Linked DNA regions of Homo sapiens: region 2 is linked to region 1. The links are chromatin loops, found by intact Hi-C in ENCODE. Cell type or tissue: uterus. All regions are shown on one strand. Links, peaks and the distances in the headings refer to the core of each region. The heading gives the core; the rest is flanking DNA.

What was found. Hi-C counts contacts between places; a loop is a spot of excess contacts. Peaks named below come from ENCODE experiments on the same cell type or tissue, not always from the same donor. Only the 100,000 strongest peaks of a DNase experiment are listed, where the experiment ranks them.
Region 2: a loop joins it to region 1, with 2.7 times the contacts of the local background. A loop is called at or near these places in 91 of 110 quality-filtered maps.

Annotation. Positions count from the first base shown.
Region 1 is chr3:146,323,300-146,331,648 of GRCh38, forward strand. No RefSeq gene overlaps it. Among named protein-coding and RNA genes, the nearest start is that of PLSCR4, 76 kb to the left of the region's middle. In uterus, for the core only: a CTCF peak has its summit at 4,046; a DNase peak (open chromatin) is centred at 4,022.
Region 2 is chr3:146,214,976-146,223,324 of GRCh38, forward strand. PLSCR4 (phospholipid scramblase 4) reads right to left here. Exons shown (of 9, transcript NM_020353.3): 2 at 7,090-7,117; 3 at 5,840-5,950. The coding sequence starts at 7,096. Among named protein-coding and RNA genes, the nearest start is that of PLSCR4, 32 kb to the right of the region's middle. In uterus, for the core only: a CTCF peak has its summit at 4,113 (motif pointing right); a DNase peak (open chromatin) is centred at 4,116; H3K27ac peaks cover 253 bases.

The DNA of each region.
Region 1 (8,349 bases), core at 254-8,253:
GTGTAATGATATGGATTGACTGTGTCCCCTCCCAAATCTCATCTTGAATTGTAGTTCCCATAATCCCCATGAGTTGTGGGGGAGGCACCCCGTGGGAGGTAATTTAATCATGAGGGTGGTTATCCTCATGTTCTCATGATAGTGAGTGAGTTCTCACAAGATCTGGTAGTTTTATAAGGGGCTTTTTCTCCTTTTGCTTGGCACTTCTCCTTGCTGCCACCATGTGAAGAAGGACGTGTTTGTTTCTTCTTCTGCAATGATTGTAAGTTTCCTGTGGCCTCGCCAGCCATGCAGAACTGTGAGTCAATAAAATCTCTTTCCTTCGGATTATGAGACTGATGCACTGCTGGCTGTGCTAAGAGGGCTAGCCATATGCAGAAAACTGAAACTGGACCCCTTCCTTACACCTTATGCAAAAATCAACTCAAGATGGATCAAAGACTTAAACGTAAGACATAGGACCATAAAAATCCTAGAAGAAAACCTGGACAATACCATTCAGGACATAGGCATGGGCAAAGACTTCATGTCTAAAACACCAAAAACAATGGCAACAAAAGCCAAAATTGACAAATGGGATCTAATTAAACTAAAAAGCTTCTGCACAAGAAAAGAAACTGTCATCAGAGTGAGCAGGCAACCTACAGAATGGGAGGAAATTTTTGCAATCTATCCATCTGACAAAGGACTAATTTCCAGAATCTACAAAGAACCTAAACAAATTTACAAGAAAAAAACAACCCCATCAAAAAATGGGCAAAGGATATGAACACACGCTTCTCAAAAGAAGACATTTATGCAGCCAACAGACATATGAAAAAATGCTCATCATCACTGGTCATTAGAGAAATGCAAATCAAAACCACAATTACATATCATCTCATGCCAGTTGGAATGGTGTTCATTAAAAAGTCAGGAAACAACAGATGCTGGAGAGGTTGTGGAAAAATAGGAGTGCTTTTACACTGTTGGTGGGAGTATAAATTAGTTCAACCATTGTGGAAGACTGTGTGGTGAGTCCTCAAGGATCTAGAACTAGAAATACCATTTAACACAGCAATCCCATTACTGGGCATATACCCAAAGGACTATAAATCATTCTACAATAAAGACACATGCACACGTATGTTTATTGCAGCACTATTCACAATAGCAAAGACTTGGAACCAATCTAAATGTCCATCAGTGATAGACTGGATTAAGAAATTGTGGCACATATACACTATAGAATACTATGCAGCCATAAAAAGGATGAGTTCATGTCCTTTGCAGGGACATGGATGAAGCTGGAAACCATCATTCTCAGCAAGTTATCACAAGATCAGAAAACCAAACACTGCATGTTCTCACTCATAAGTGGGAGTTGAACAATGAGAACACATGGACACATGGAGGGGAACATCACACACTGAGGCCTGTCAGCGGGTGGGGGCTAGGGGAGGGATAGCATTAGGAGAAATACCTCATGTAGGTGATGGGTTGATGGGTGCAGAAAACCACCAGGGCACATGTATACCTACGTAACAAAACTGCACGTTCTGCACATGTAACCCAGAACGTAAAGTATAATAATAATAAAAAAAACTTCTTGTCTTTATAAGTTACCCAGTCTCAGGTATGTCTTTATTAGCAGTGTTAGAACAGACTAATATAGGAATAAATTACTAAATTTTTGTGGTTATATTTTTAATATTTTGTTCTTTAAAGTTCATATTAAGGTTATAGAAAATTGGCTCACCAGCAATAGTTTTATATTATCCTGTATTTGATTATGTATTTACCTTTACTGGTGTGATTTATATTTTCATGTGCTTTTATATTAATGTTTAGTGTGTCTTCAATTCCACTTGAAAAACTCCCTTATGTATTTCTCACAAAGCAGATCTAGTAGTGAAAATTTATATTCAGTGTATGTTTTTCTGGGGAAGACTATCTTCCCTTCATTCTTGAAGGATACCTCTTTAGGGTTTAGTTATTTTGGGTAGGCAATTTTTTTTTTTTTTTTTAGTATTTTAAATAAGTCCTTCTACTCTTTCCTGGCCTTCAAAATTTCTATTGAGCAATACTTCATATTCTCATAGGATTTCCCTGGTGTATGATGAGTTGTTTTACTCTAGCTGCTTTCAAAATTTTCTGTTTTTTAATTTCTCAGTTCAATTTTGTTATGTCTGAATGTAGACCTCTCTCTTTTCAATCTATTTAGGGTCCCATGAGCTTCTTCAGTCTGGATGTCTATTTCCCTCTCCAGATCTGGGATGCTTTCTGTTATTATATCTTTAAATGAGAGTTATACTTTTTTCCTTTTCTCTTCTCCTTGAATTCGCATTATAAATGTGTTTTTTCACTTCAGTGTGCTTCATAAGTCACTTAGGTTTTCTTTACTGTTTTTCCTTTTTCTCTTCCTACTGGATAATTTCAAGTGGTCAACCTTCACATTTGCTGATTCGTTCTTCTGCATGATCAAGCCTGCTGTTGGAGCACTCTTTTTTTTTTTTTTTTTTTTTTGAGACAGAGTCTCACTCTGTTGCCCAGGCTGGAGTGCAGTGGTGCAATCTTGGCTGACTGCAAACTCTGCCTCCCGGGTTCACACCATTCAGCCTCAGCCTCCCAAGTAGCTGGAACTACGGGCGCTCGCCAACACGCCCGGCTAATTTTTTTGTATTTTTAGTAGAGATGGGGTTTCACCGTGTTAGCCAGGATGGTCTCGATCTCCTGACCTCTTGATCCGCCCGCCTCGGCCTCCCAAAGTGCTGGGATTACAGGCGTGAACCACAGCGCCCAACCAAAGCACTCTATTTTTTTAAGCATAGCCATTGTGTTCTTAAGTTCCAGAATCTGTTTGGTTCTTTTTTCTATTTTCTTTATATTGTCCTACTCACTTTGTCCTTGTGCTGTTTACTGATTAAAAAAAAATGTTTAATCTATGTTCTCTCTTACCTTACTATGCTTCTTTAGAATAACTGTCAATTACTGGACAGTTATTACATTCCTTTGATGATTTCATGTTTCCCTCCTTTTTTGTGTGTTCTTTGTTTCTTTGTGTTGGTGTCTGCACATTTGAGAAGCAGTTACCTATCACAGACTTTATGGACTGGCTTTGGTAAGGAAAAACCTTCACCTGCAGAGGAGGAATGAGGATGAAGGGATGCCAAAAGTAGGGTTGTTTGTGGGTGTACTCTGGGCCCTGGGTCTAGTGGTGTTCAAGACAAAAACTGTGGGAGTGTGCTTCAACTCTGGGTTTGGGGCAAGTGGTGGTGGATCAGTGATCAGGGAGCTGGAATATGCAATGTTGACAAATGTGTGGTCTTGGAATTGATGTTTACATAGGGCCCACGATGGCCACTAGGGTTGCTGGGAATCACACTGGCATCTCTTGGTCAAGTGGTGAGCATGACTGGGTAGGTGGATGTTGAAGTGGGCAACATGCTTGTAGTTAGCTACAGGGGCCAACTGCAGGTGTGCCCACTACAATGGGAGCTGAGGTTGGTGATGGGAGCAGAGCCTAGTTGTATACATTTATACAAAGTGGCCATACTGGGTCCGGAGTCTCCATGGCATCACTGGCTAGGGTGCCTTCAGTGGTTGCAGCAGATGCTGCAGCTTAGGCAACTGAGGTCAGAAAAGGGAAAATATGGACCCCTTTGTGGTGAAGGTTTCAAGAGTCTGCAGTGGCCATAAAGGTTGTTGAGGTCCTTAATGGTGACATTATTGGAGTCCTCTGCAAGGCGGGCCACTGAGAACTGAGGTAGCACCTGCTGCCATGTACTTGATACTAATGGCTCCTACCCCCTTGTTCCTAGCCATCTCCAAATATATCAGCTATGCTGATTTCCCTAGCAATCTGGCTGGGTTAAAACCAAAGTAATTCCTTCAGCCTAAAAGCTGGGGAAACTGGTTGTTCATCTTGATCCTCTTTTCCTTCATAAGGAGAACTCATGGGCCAAGATGACCTCTCACGGTGAGCAGCTGTGCTGGCCTGAGGAATTAAACAAAAGTAGCTAAATGAAACCGTTCTTCCCAGTCTATCTGTGAAGTTATTTTTGGTTCTATTGCGCCACTGTGTGGCTGCAACTTCTTCAATAGAATCTTGAACTCTCCCAGAGCTATTTTCATTTATGCATAGCTGAATAATTATTGTTTTTGTGAAAGGACAAATATATCATTTTTAAACTGAGGTATAACATATAATTTGTAATGTGTGCAAATTTAAATAAGCAAGTTAAATATTTTTTCAGTGTTATACATACATCCATGTATCAACTAGGTGGATATGGAACATTTGAAGTACTCCAAAATGTTTTCTTCTGTGCTATACCATTCAGCACACTCTAAAGAGGTGGCCACAATGCTTGCTTCTATCTTCAAGTCATTATTTTGACCTATATTGAACTCATCAAATGAAATCATCCAGGGTATATTCTTTTGACTCTTGCTTCTTTCATTTAATAAAGCGTAATAGTGAATTTTATGTGTCAACTTGACTGGACCATAGGGTAGTGAGATATTTAGTTAAACATACTGGGTGTGAAGGTGTTTATGGATAAGATTAACATTTTAACTGTTAGACTGAATAAAGCATATTGTCTACCTAAATGTAGGTGCACCTCATCCAATCTGTTGGAGGCCTAAACAGAACAAAAAGGTAGGCTTGGAGAGTATTCACTCTCTCTCTACCTGTCCTCTATGTGAGACATGGTCTTCTTTTGCCTTCAGACTTGGGCTTGGACTGAAGCCTGCACCATCAGCTCACCTGAAGCTTTCAGGCTGAGATTGGAACTATAGCATTGGCTCTCCTGTGTCTCCAGTTTTCTATCTGAAGATCATGGAACTTCTCAGCCTTCATAACCACATGAGCCAGTTTCTTATGATAAGCCTACATGTACATCTTTGTCTAAAGCTATCCTATTTATTCTATTTTTCTGGAGAGATCATACTAATAGAGATAACTTCTGAGGGTTATCCATGTTATATTGCACATCAGTAGTTTCTCATTTTCATTCCTTTGCAGTATTCCATTGTGTGAGTATAATACATATTAATTGTCCATTTTTCTATTGATGGCATTTAGGATGTTTGCATTTGGTGTTATGAATATAACTACTACAAATATTGTGCACAAAATCTGGTAAACATTTGCACTTCGAGTATTCATCTAAGAGTAAACTGGCTGAATTTTAGAGTAAGTTTGTGTCTTATGTACAGTAAGTGTAAGTCAAGTTACTCTATACTCTTACCAACACTTGGTTTTTAACAGTTTTCTAAACTTTAACCATTTAAGGCAGACGACATTTTGAAGTGAGTAGAGGTTTATCTATGACACCTGTGCTAGTGTGCAATCAAGCAACTTCTCTATATGTCTTTCATCTCCCTTACTGACATCAATGCTCAGGGCCTTTTACTACCATTACTCAGTTGCTAAATAAACCTTAATAAACTACGATGTTAGTTGATAAAAATTAAATGATAAATTCAAAGCCAACAGTGAAGCAGAATTCGTGAAAACAAACCAAACAAACATAAGAAACAGAACATATATGAGATAGTCATTAGTCCTATTTACAAGCTATTTTCTCTCCTTCCAGGAAGATGGTAAGATTGCATTTTTTTGGTCATTTGAAGTTGATTGTATTCATATGACTTGCTTTGGCCAGTGAATTGTAACTGTAAGTAATGTGTGTCACTTTGGGGGAGAAATATTAAGAACTAGTGCCTGTGTTGTCATATTTACTTTCCCATGCCTGTGTCCATTTCCCCCTGCCTTAGTACTTAGGAAAGACTGGGTCAAGATTAAGTCTTTTCTGCAGCAGGTCCTTGAGTGACTGTGATGAACAAAAGTATCTTGATGACCTACAAAGGACATGTAAGTAAATAATAAACCTTTATTTTTATAAGCCACTAAAACTTTGAGATTGTCACCGTAGCTTAACCTAGCCTACACTGCCTGGCAATCTGTTCACATGCTCTAATGCGACAATCTGCCTGTGCGAAATATTAGTTTCTCCCTTTACATGCCATTTGTGGTCTTCAGTTTGAGGGAGCCCCTGGTAGTACTAACTCACTCCACTAGTCCTCCATAGAAATTTGAGTTTGTTTGGTGACAACGTTTTCTATACTAGGGATGATTATGTTTTATTGGGAATGTATGGCAAACTGAAAATACTATTGGATTCAGATAAATGAATTTTACATAGTGGTGTCTCTTCATTGATGACTTGTAAACCAGTTAAAGAGAAAATAACTCTACATTTATTACTTTACGGGTGCTTGGGAGGTTTTCTCACATTTTAGGAAGATGCTGAAAGACTTGTTTCATCTGAAAATCAAGGGAGAGGAAATTAAAAAGGAGAAGCAATAGTATGAAGGCAATTCTTCCTGTTTATATTCAAGTATAACAACATGCCAAATTATAGGAAACCATTTGCAAATAATTGATTCCATTTATGCTAATATAAACAGTGTTATATAAACTATATAAATATAAACTATATAAAAGTAACCAGAAAAAAACTTTAAAACTCTATTAGGTTATTCAACTTTAAATAAATTGCTCAGTTAAGCTTATCAACTCCTGGACATATTTTTTAAAACAATGGTTTTCTCGTGTATCCAGCGGGAATAAGGAAAGAATCAAGGAAAGGTATGTGCCAATTATCTGTTAAAGTACCCACTAGACAATTAACATCTAATGGGACAGAACTTTACCATATCTCCAAACCTAGTTACATAGAAGGGTCAGAAATATTCTGTGTATTCCAGGTTTCATGTGGAATCAGTGAAATTAGAGATATTATGGGAGAAGAAGAGACTTAAGGGAACAAGCAATACCTCTACCAAAATTACTCTCCATTGCTGATATTTCCATGTAGAGATACTGGCATTAGAGAAGACTTCTGATCTTTATCTGTTCCCTCATTTACTTGCCTCAGGGATCAGGGATAAATGATTGTTCTTGGGGAGTTTGAGCAAAGCAACTGGGTATGAGAAGTTCAGCTGTGTTTCTCTTTGGAGAGACAGCCTGTTAACAGACAGCGCGAATTCCTAGGTTTTTCAGGGAGTGAGGTTTATGGTGGTAGGACTCTAGAATAAAGGGCTGTGTTTTTTTCCAGCTCTGCCTGAGACAGTGAGAGTAATTCTGATTCAGCACCCTTTTGCAAATTTATTATTGCTAGAGAATGAAGCCTTGTCCTCTAAACAGCTTTATCAGGTTAATGATGAAGTCAGTTTTACTCCTTTGCCTATCTCTCAAGTGATTTCATTCACAGGCAAAGAACAGTGATAGTATACAATGATCTCTCAAAAGGCCAACAATATTAGCTTGCTGTCAGTTAAGAAAACAGCACCACATTTCTCTGATTTCCATATCTAGGAAGGTCCTATGGCCATATCTCAAACAAGTGGCAAAAATTACAGGTAGACAGGAATACACAAAACCGGACAGAACAGAGAGAGCTATACAGACACAGAAAACAAACAGAAATATTGAAATGTTATAATATATAGGAAACTAAGAATAAACAATTCAAGGATATAGGAAATATAGTAGTAGTCCCCAGAATAATTTTTATAACTGACTGTGAATCTGCCAGAACTATGAATAAAGTATTCCCACATCTCCAGACATATTGTCTATTCCATGTTATCTGTCAGACTAACAGGCAGGCTAGGTCACATCTGGACAAAGTAGTATTTGGCTGCCCATTAGCTATAGTTCTTTCCCTTCATCAAGGTAATTGTTTGAGTCTGTCTATGATCATCTGATATTCTTTGTATGACCAACAATTAAATTTTTCAATGCAAGTGAATCTGTCAAACAACAAGTATCTTTCACAAAAGAATCTAAAAATATATCTTAATAAATGAAATTAAACTCAGATGTGAATGGTGGCTGTGAAAAATATGACTGTATCAATAAATGAATGGATGAGTAAATTGAAATACCTCATAGATGACAGGTATTTTAAATGCTTTTGTTTTTGTAACATAGTAATTTAGTTTTTCCTTCATAGGTAGAAGATTGCCGTGAGATCAGTCGGTATTGTTGAGATGTGCTATGTTAGCATTTGCTTACGATTAATTTACAACAGTAGATAAATTTGAAACAAATATCTAAAAATTTTCTATTAACCATTGTTATAAAAGATTGCACATTAAGGCTGGGCTCAGTGGCTCACGCCTGTAATACTAACAATTTGGGACGCCAAGGCAGGCGGATTGCCTGAGCTCAGGAGTTTGAAACCAGCCTTGGCAACAAGGTGAAATCCCGTCTCTACTAAAGTACAAAAAATTAGCTGGCTGTGGCAGCATGCACCTGTAGTCCCAGCTACTCGGGAGGCTGAGGCAGGAGAATTG
Region 2 (8,349 bases), core at 140-8,139, 110 kb before region 1:
ACACTCATTCTGTCTTGATGACTGACACTTTTATTATTATAAAATGACCATTATCTCTAGTAATAATTTTTTCCTCAAAGTATGTTTTGTCTGATATTTCATCAATTCTTATCAACTACTAAGTTTGAGAAACTCTGTTTTGATACAGCATTTTACAAACTGAAGATATATTCAGAGTATTAAAATCAATTTAATAATTCAAATATTAATTTTTGAAAATATAGTCAACTAGAGAAGAATAAAATAGAAAATATGAAACTGTATTATTAGTATACTATCTACTCACTTTATATTCAGTATTGTCTGGTGAAACTCGTGTTACTTATACATAAATATATTGAATATATATGTATGTATTATTCACTATGTGTTATATTAGATTATCATCAAGAATATTTGAAAGCCAATGATTTAAAGATCCTTTTATTTAACTAATATAAGGACAGCAAAGATTCTATTCTGAAATGAAAAAGATGGAATCAATGTTGCAACACTGCAATGTATAATCATGTAAATTCTTGTTTTTACTATGGTTGGAGATTTTTCTCTGTAGATTTCCACCTTGAAGAAAAAAATAATTTTTACCTAAATATAGGTTAAACTGTAGTTTCTTTCTGAAAATTACTGCTTTTCCTTGTAATGTGTGTATATGTATGTATATGTTTTTTTTGTGTTTCTGCCCAAAAATTGTTGGATTTTCAGTTCAGATGACAGCTGAAAGATGTTAGAAGCTGAGATTCACCTCATGTCCACATAAGTGTGCAAAAATGAACAAGGCTAGAACAGTAGAAGCCCAATTTGGGCTGTGTTGTTAAAGCTCCACAAATGGTGTTATGTCTCCCTAAGTAAACACAGTTTTGGGAACTGTAGGTCTACAGGACTAGCAAATTTTCTGTCTTTTGTAATCAAAGAGCAATGCCACATAGCTTTGTAGGGAAGGGATTGACATCTCCTGAAAAATGCAGACAGTCCCGGCTGGGCACTGTGGCTCACGCCTGTAATCCCAGCATTTTAGGAGGCCGAGGTGAGTGGATCACCTGAGGTCAGGAGTTTGAGACCAGCCTGGCCAACATGGTGAAACCCCGTCTCTACCGAAAATACAAAATTATCCGGGCGTGGTGGTGCATGCCTGTAATCCCAGCTACTCTGAAGGCTGATGCAGGAGAATCATTTAGAACCCGGGAAGCGGAGGTTACAGTTAGCCGAGATTGCATCACTGTACTCCAGCCTGGGCAACACGGCAGCATTCTGTCTCAAAAACAAACAAACAAACAAACAAAAATGTAGACAGTCCCATAGGCAGCCAGTTTTTGAAAAGGTCACTCTTGCATAATGAAAAATTCACTTAAATGTGATAAGGTGGAGATTATGGTCTCTCTCAGAGCCCCCAAATAACTGGGTCCTGGATACTACCCAGATCTGGAAGAAAGTCCTGTTAGAGAAAGCTATGTTGATTAAAAAAAAATAAAAAGAAAGATAATAACTAAAACTTATTGAGCTCTCATCATATTCCAGCCCTTACTCTAACAACGTTACAAGTACTAAACCTTGTAATCTTTACATCAACCATATATAGTAGATACTATTATTATCCTTAATTTATAGAGAATAAAACTGAGGCATAAGGAGGTTAAGTAACTTGGTGAAAGTCATTAGCTGACGTATCAGGAGTAGAATTAGAATTCCAGCATTCTGACTGCAGAAACGTCCTTAAATACATCATGCTAATACTCCCCCTAGATCAGAGACAAGGAAGAAGAGCACCCCAGGCGTGATTCTATGGAGGGCTTTGGGCCTATACACTGGATTGGCATCTCTAGCTAGCAGCTATTTTTAAGTCCTTAAGTTCTACCCTTTCACCTCCATGGGACATCATGGGACAATGCAGTGGTCTGGGGTCAACCAATAATGCAAAAGCCAGTCGCCTTTGAAGGTGATGAAGTCTAAGACATTTTGGTTACTCATAAAAATGCCACTCATAATAGTCATGAATCATGAAATTCTCCTAATACTATCTGAAAACAAGGCCATGAGATAAATCAAAGATTCTTTTATCTATGAAATATTCCTCAAGCCCATTTCAAGGACCAGCTTCTGTGCTTGCTGCTAGAAATATAAGACAGAAAGACATTCAAATGCATGCCTGTCTCCAAGGGCAGCAAGTTCTGTGGAGGCTACAAAGATGTATAAGAAAAGGTGAATGGTTGTCACGAAGCAAGTAATTGACATAATCATAGGTAGATGCATAGCATGTTAAGGGATTAGACAGGAGGGGTACCTAACCTATGCAGAGAAGGTATACTACGATATAGATGCTAACACACTAGACCTAGCCAGCATCTCCATGATGGGGAAAGGTTTTACAGGCAAACGGACAAGAACAGGCAGGTGCATAGAGGAGGCTCACTACTGCAGGACGAACTGCTGTGTGTGGAGATTTAGCAGACAAGGCTAGAAAGATAGGATGAAGATTATGAAAGACCTTGAACTTTATGCCAATCAAATGGAAAGTAAAGTGATTCATTTTACATTTAGAATTCTTTATATATGAGGTCAGATTAGGCAGGAAGTACTTGCAAGGGTCTGGCTAGAAGGCAAGGAAGGCTGATTTTGGTGAAAGGAGCAGAGAGTGGAGAAATGGTAATTGACATTTAAGATACAACATTGACTTTGAAGTGGACTGGATATGAGAAAAGATTCTCAAGTTTCTGGCTTGGGATCCTACAGGCCTCCAGTGTATGGGAAGAATGGAGAAAGAAAATAGAGTTTAGAAGCAAGATAACAAAGTTGGGCTGGTGATCATTGAGTTTGAGATTCAATGGTCTTTCATGAGAAGCAGTCTATAGGTGGTTGGAAGTGCAAGTTTAGAGACTATCAGACTGACATGATCTGTGGATATGTATTTCATAAGTGATGAAGGAAAAGGAAACCTTCAGTATTAACAAGATCACTTAGAAGAGTGTGTAAAAGGAAGGGTGACTGGGAGAGGAGAGAGAAGGAGATGGGGAAGGGCAGGGAAAACCAGGGGAGTAGACCAAATAATTTTGAGAACAGCACTTTTTAAGAGTAGGGACACAGTTTTTGACAGAAACTGACAGTAAGCAGACTAAAGGGAAAATAATGGTAACAGGAAACAATGTCAAATGAGAGTTAAGTGAGAAAAAAAGTATAACGTATTTGGAAAAAAGTGAAGGTAAGTATGTATTTAAGTTTGTTATGAAGAATATACTTTAATTCCTTTAAGAATTGTATTTAAGAGTACCCGAATTGGACTAGAAATCAGATATCCATACCTTCTTTTTTTAACTATTATTAAAAATAACAATGTAACTAAAAATCATATGAATTATCTCAAGAATATTAATCATTATATCACTTCAATGAGTTAATGATTAATTTACCATGTACTTTTAATATAAAAGCACCTCATGTTATAAAATTTGAAGATCAATAAATCAGAAAAAAATTGCCATTTAGATTTTGAGGCTATTCGTATAGAGATTATATTTTTTAAAATTAAATTTATATTTATTTTAAAATTAAATACATATTTATGTAATTGAACAATTTTTGTTATAAGTATGTATTATCCAGAGATAAAAGAAGGAAAACATATGATGAAATTATATGTGGGAAATTGGTATATTATACTTTCTTCTAAGCTTTGAAGTTTTCATAAGAGTTCTGATTGCTTCTGCAGGAAAACAAAGCAAAACAAAACAAAATATGTTTAACTTTGTGTAACTATAGCATCTCAGACTTACGTAAATAAAGACCTCTGTTACGGAGCGTTGTCCTACCAATACTGGTGTAAGACACACTGTCTGATAGGATTTGAGTTTTTTTAGTTATTTTGAACATCAGGAAATCATGCCATTTTCTCTTTAAATATACTAAATATAACAAAGGTTTCTTTATTCTCTTAAACAAGAATAGTGGATAAAATTATTTTTGTGGGAACACATATCCAACACCATAATGCAAATTGGAATTATGTAAAGAAATTGGGATAAATTCATTAACACTACATAATTCAAGTACAGATTTCAAGATTCTTAATTTGAGTCACAGAGACAATTTTTGTCAGTCTTCGTAAGTTTATAGTCCAGCCACCAGGTGGCGATCAGAGCGAAATTTTGCTATATTTTATAACTGAAAATTCATTAGTTGTGTGGTCTGCACTATAATATTTTTACAACTTACCTTGTCATTTAATTTGAAGGATGTAGCCTACTCTCTTGCTGAATTATTGATATACAGAAGAATAGACATACGCTTTATCAGATGAGAACATGATGTATAACCAAGGTTTTTCTCAGAAATGGTGAAGTTTCTGTTCTAGTAGGGTCTAGGTTTTTGGATATAGAGTAATTGGTAAATATAAGATAGATCTTGTATATCATGTTGGAAGTCACTGAAGTGACATATAGAGAAACGATAGATAAAGCATGATTATAATTTAATAATTTAATTTTTAATACCTTGGATTTAGGAAAGGTTGCGCTATTAATGCAGTATGTTATAATGCATTTTATCCTCATAACACACATACACATTAGGAAGAGAAAAAAGGAAATCCTGATGCTTTCAGAAAACACTGTAGGTGCAGAAGCCACCTGAGCTGTATGGATCATATGCCTAGAGCCAAAAAAAACCTTTGGCCGGGCACGGTGGCTCACACCTGTAATCCCAGCACTTTGGGACACTGAGGCAGGTGGATCACCTGAGGTCGGGACTTCGAGACCAGCCTGACCAACATGGAAAAACCTTGTCTCTACAAACAAAAAACAAAGAACAAAAAATAAAAAACAAAAATTAGCCGGGCGTGGTGGTGCATGCCTGTGATCCCAGCTACTCCGAAAGCTGATGCAGGAGAATCACTTGAACCTGGGAGGTGGAGGTTGTGGTGAGCCAAGATCGCACCATTGCACTCCAGCCTGGGCAACAAGACTGAAACTCCATCTCAAAAAAAAAACTTTTGCCATTATCTTGTGCCATTATCTTGTACATAGCAGGGTTTCTTTTCCCCCTTCAGAGCATAACACAATGGTTTCTACTTCTAAATATACGCTTAAATATGTATTTTAAAAAAATATTACTACAGTGTCTACATCATTATGTAAGTCATTAAAATGTGTTTAAAGACAATACTAACTATTTCCTTGGCCAAAAGTAAGGGCACTTTTAATTTTTAAAATTTTAAACTTGGCCAAATTGTTTTCTAACAATCATAATATCTCAAATTCACACTAGCACTGTATAAAGTATTCATTCTCCCAAGACATCACCAGTAGTGCACTCAGACTTACAAAAATATTTGCCAGAAAGATAAGCTCCTTAATCAGCACCCATGGCCATTCACTTCCATTTCTCTGCACATCTTCCATGTGTCTCATGCATGCCTCATACCAGATTTTCATGACCCTGTACTTACGGACATATGATTCTTTCTGCTAAGGATAGTCCTTTCCCCCTTTTCTTTGCTTGTGAAATTTTTATCATGACAGCAAAACTTGACCTCCTTAGTCAGGGCTTTCCTCAAATCCCTGGCAATGTCAAATACTGTCTTCTGTGTCCTTACAACACTCTCTTCATATCTCCATATAGAATGGAGAGAATGTCATCAATATTTGCACAACTTCCATCTAAAAGCCTGTAAATCCTATGGCTACAGGAATATATTCTAACTGACATATAGTAAACTATGTGGCACCCTATTGGCATCCAATATTTATTTACTTATTAAATCAGTCAATTAATTTGTTCGCTTAAAAAGCAATTTTAATCATTAGTATGGTTTTTAGCAAAGGAGAATATCTTTTATGAATATTTAACCCACCTGGTAAAAAATGAGAATTGTATTCAGGAGGAGCATCAGGCCTTGGATCTGGTGGTTTTGTTTGATTTTCCATTTCACCTGCAGGCTGTTCAGGGGCTGTGGGTACCACACCTTCAGGGGAAGACAGGGAACATGACTTACAAAGGAAACAATAATATAATGACAAAATGTATTCTTTTTCCTTTCTTATGGGAATGCATCAAGAAATATAATCAACTGGAAAATACACTCCTATATTTTTTAAAGAAAGAATTCATCATATATTAGACACTATTAATAAATTTCATGAATTTTCAAACTGAACATAGATTTAAAAATAGAACTAAACAATTATATTATGCTTGTGATCAAAGCAATGAGCTTTCATACTAGTGGTTCAACTGCCCCGATGCTAACTCTTATCTACAAAGTAAATTCCTGGCATAATAGCAAAAATTATTTTTCCCTTTACATAATATGGAGAACACAAGCATTTATAGAGTGAAGTTGATTTTTTTTCCTAATTATTTTTGGAAAGTGCTGTCTAAAAAGATTCACAACATAACACCATAAACAAATAATGGTTTAATAAACAGTGGTGTCACACACAACTGAATTAGCAATAGTTTAGTCTACATCTCCAGTGACTCACATTTTCACTGTATTCTTTCTAAAAGCAATCTAGGTCACAGTAATTGCTGCAAGGGAGGTACTGAAGTCAGTTTCATGATGTTGTACCTTGTCTTCTTATTGAGATTAGAGACTAATTTCTCTCTCTGCTTACTACAAAAAAAAGCTGAGTTTCCTAAACAACCAGTTGACTTTTATCTCCTAGCAAACAAAAATCCCATAAATGTGGTTTTTCTCTCTTTATGTAAGTTACTAGAAAATACAAGGCCTACTTTCATCCTCCTCTACCAAGGCAGGACCTTGCCACAGGCTCTTTATTACTACAACCTCTCTTTGCAGAACTGCTTTGCAAATCTTGCTTTTTTTATTACCTAATTTTCCCCACAAACTTCAAAGATTATTCAGTAGATATGTGTCCCACTGTAAGTCCCTTTTTAATCTTTTTCTGACAATGATAGGAATGTCTATATACATAAATAACAAATATATACATACATATATATATGCAAACACACACACGTATTTATATTTGCCAAATGTTAAACAAAAAAAAATCGAAATAAAGTCCCCCTTTAGGGAAAATAATCACAAAATTCACATTTGAAAATAAAGCATATTCAAATTTATTCACAAAAACTTACCTGACATTTTGAAGAATTCCAATTAATCCTGAAAAATAAAAAATGTTAATGCCTTTAAAATACATACATAATAAATAGTATTGCTACTCAGTAACACAGGTAAGGATTTCTGTAATTTTTTTAACCTCCAGTTACCTTACATTTGTCCCTTCATTAATTAAAAAAATACTTATTGAGCACCTATTATGTACGAGGCACTAATACAGATGTTGAGAGTACAGCAATGAAGCAGACAGACACTCTGCCACCTACTGTGCTGCAGTTTATATTGTAGTAGAATGAGATTTAAAAAAAGTCAAGAAATGTTAAAGTTTAACGTTAGATAGTACAGTTATGAGGAAAACAATGTAACAAGCTTAAGAGAAACACGGATGGTAAGTTCTAGGAGAGTCAGGGAAAGCCTGTCTCAGGAAGTGACCTTTGAGCTGTTTCAACTATGAAAAATAAACATCACACTACAATTGTGGGAAGAGAGTTCCAGGAAGATAGGAAATTAGTGCAAAGGGTCAGAGATGGCAGTGAGCATGGGATACTGAAGGGAGGAAAAGAGAAAGTGGTTTAGGAGTGACTGGGCCACAGTGAGTGAAGCGAACTGAGGTAAGACATGCAGATAAAGGTCTGATCTCATCTGAAGGCCATGGCAAGGGGTTTGGCATTTTTGGTATTTGCAACTGGGAAGTCTGGAGGATTCAGTCGGTGGAGTGATCAGATCTGACCGACATCATACAATGAGAGCAAGAGTAGAAGCAGGGAGCAGTGAGGGATGGCAGCAGCAATCCAGGTGAGAGCTGACACCAGCTTAGATGGGGGAGGTGACACTGCAGGTTAGGAGTGTTCAGAGGCATGATACGGTTTGGAAGCAGGGCCTCCAGGAGTCGCTGATGGACTAAGGTAAAGAGAGGAGTGGAAGAGGGTTCTGAGTCATAGCCCAAGGTAACTGAGTTGACGGTGATCCTATTAACAAAACTAGAGAGGAGGATAGTGGGGGAATAGTGGGGATGGAGGAGGGTAAGAATTGAAAGTTTAGACTGGGGCATGTTTAAGAAGAGACTAAAAGAAGTTAAACATTTAAATTAAAAATATGTATGGGAACATTATGAGAATAACTCAAAGAAGAAGACTAGAAGTTGAGACGAGATTTGAAACAAGGAATGAGGGTGAAGGTAAATTTTTCTGAATTCAGTCAGGCAAAAAAAAGGCTATTATTTGAGAAGGGAATTTCAATATATCTGAATTTCTGAGTTCTGAGTAATGACAAAT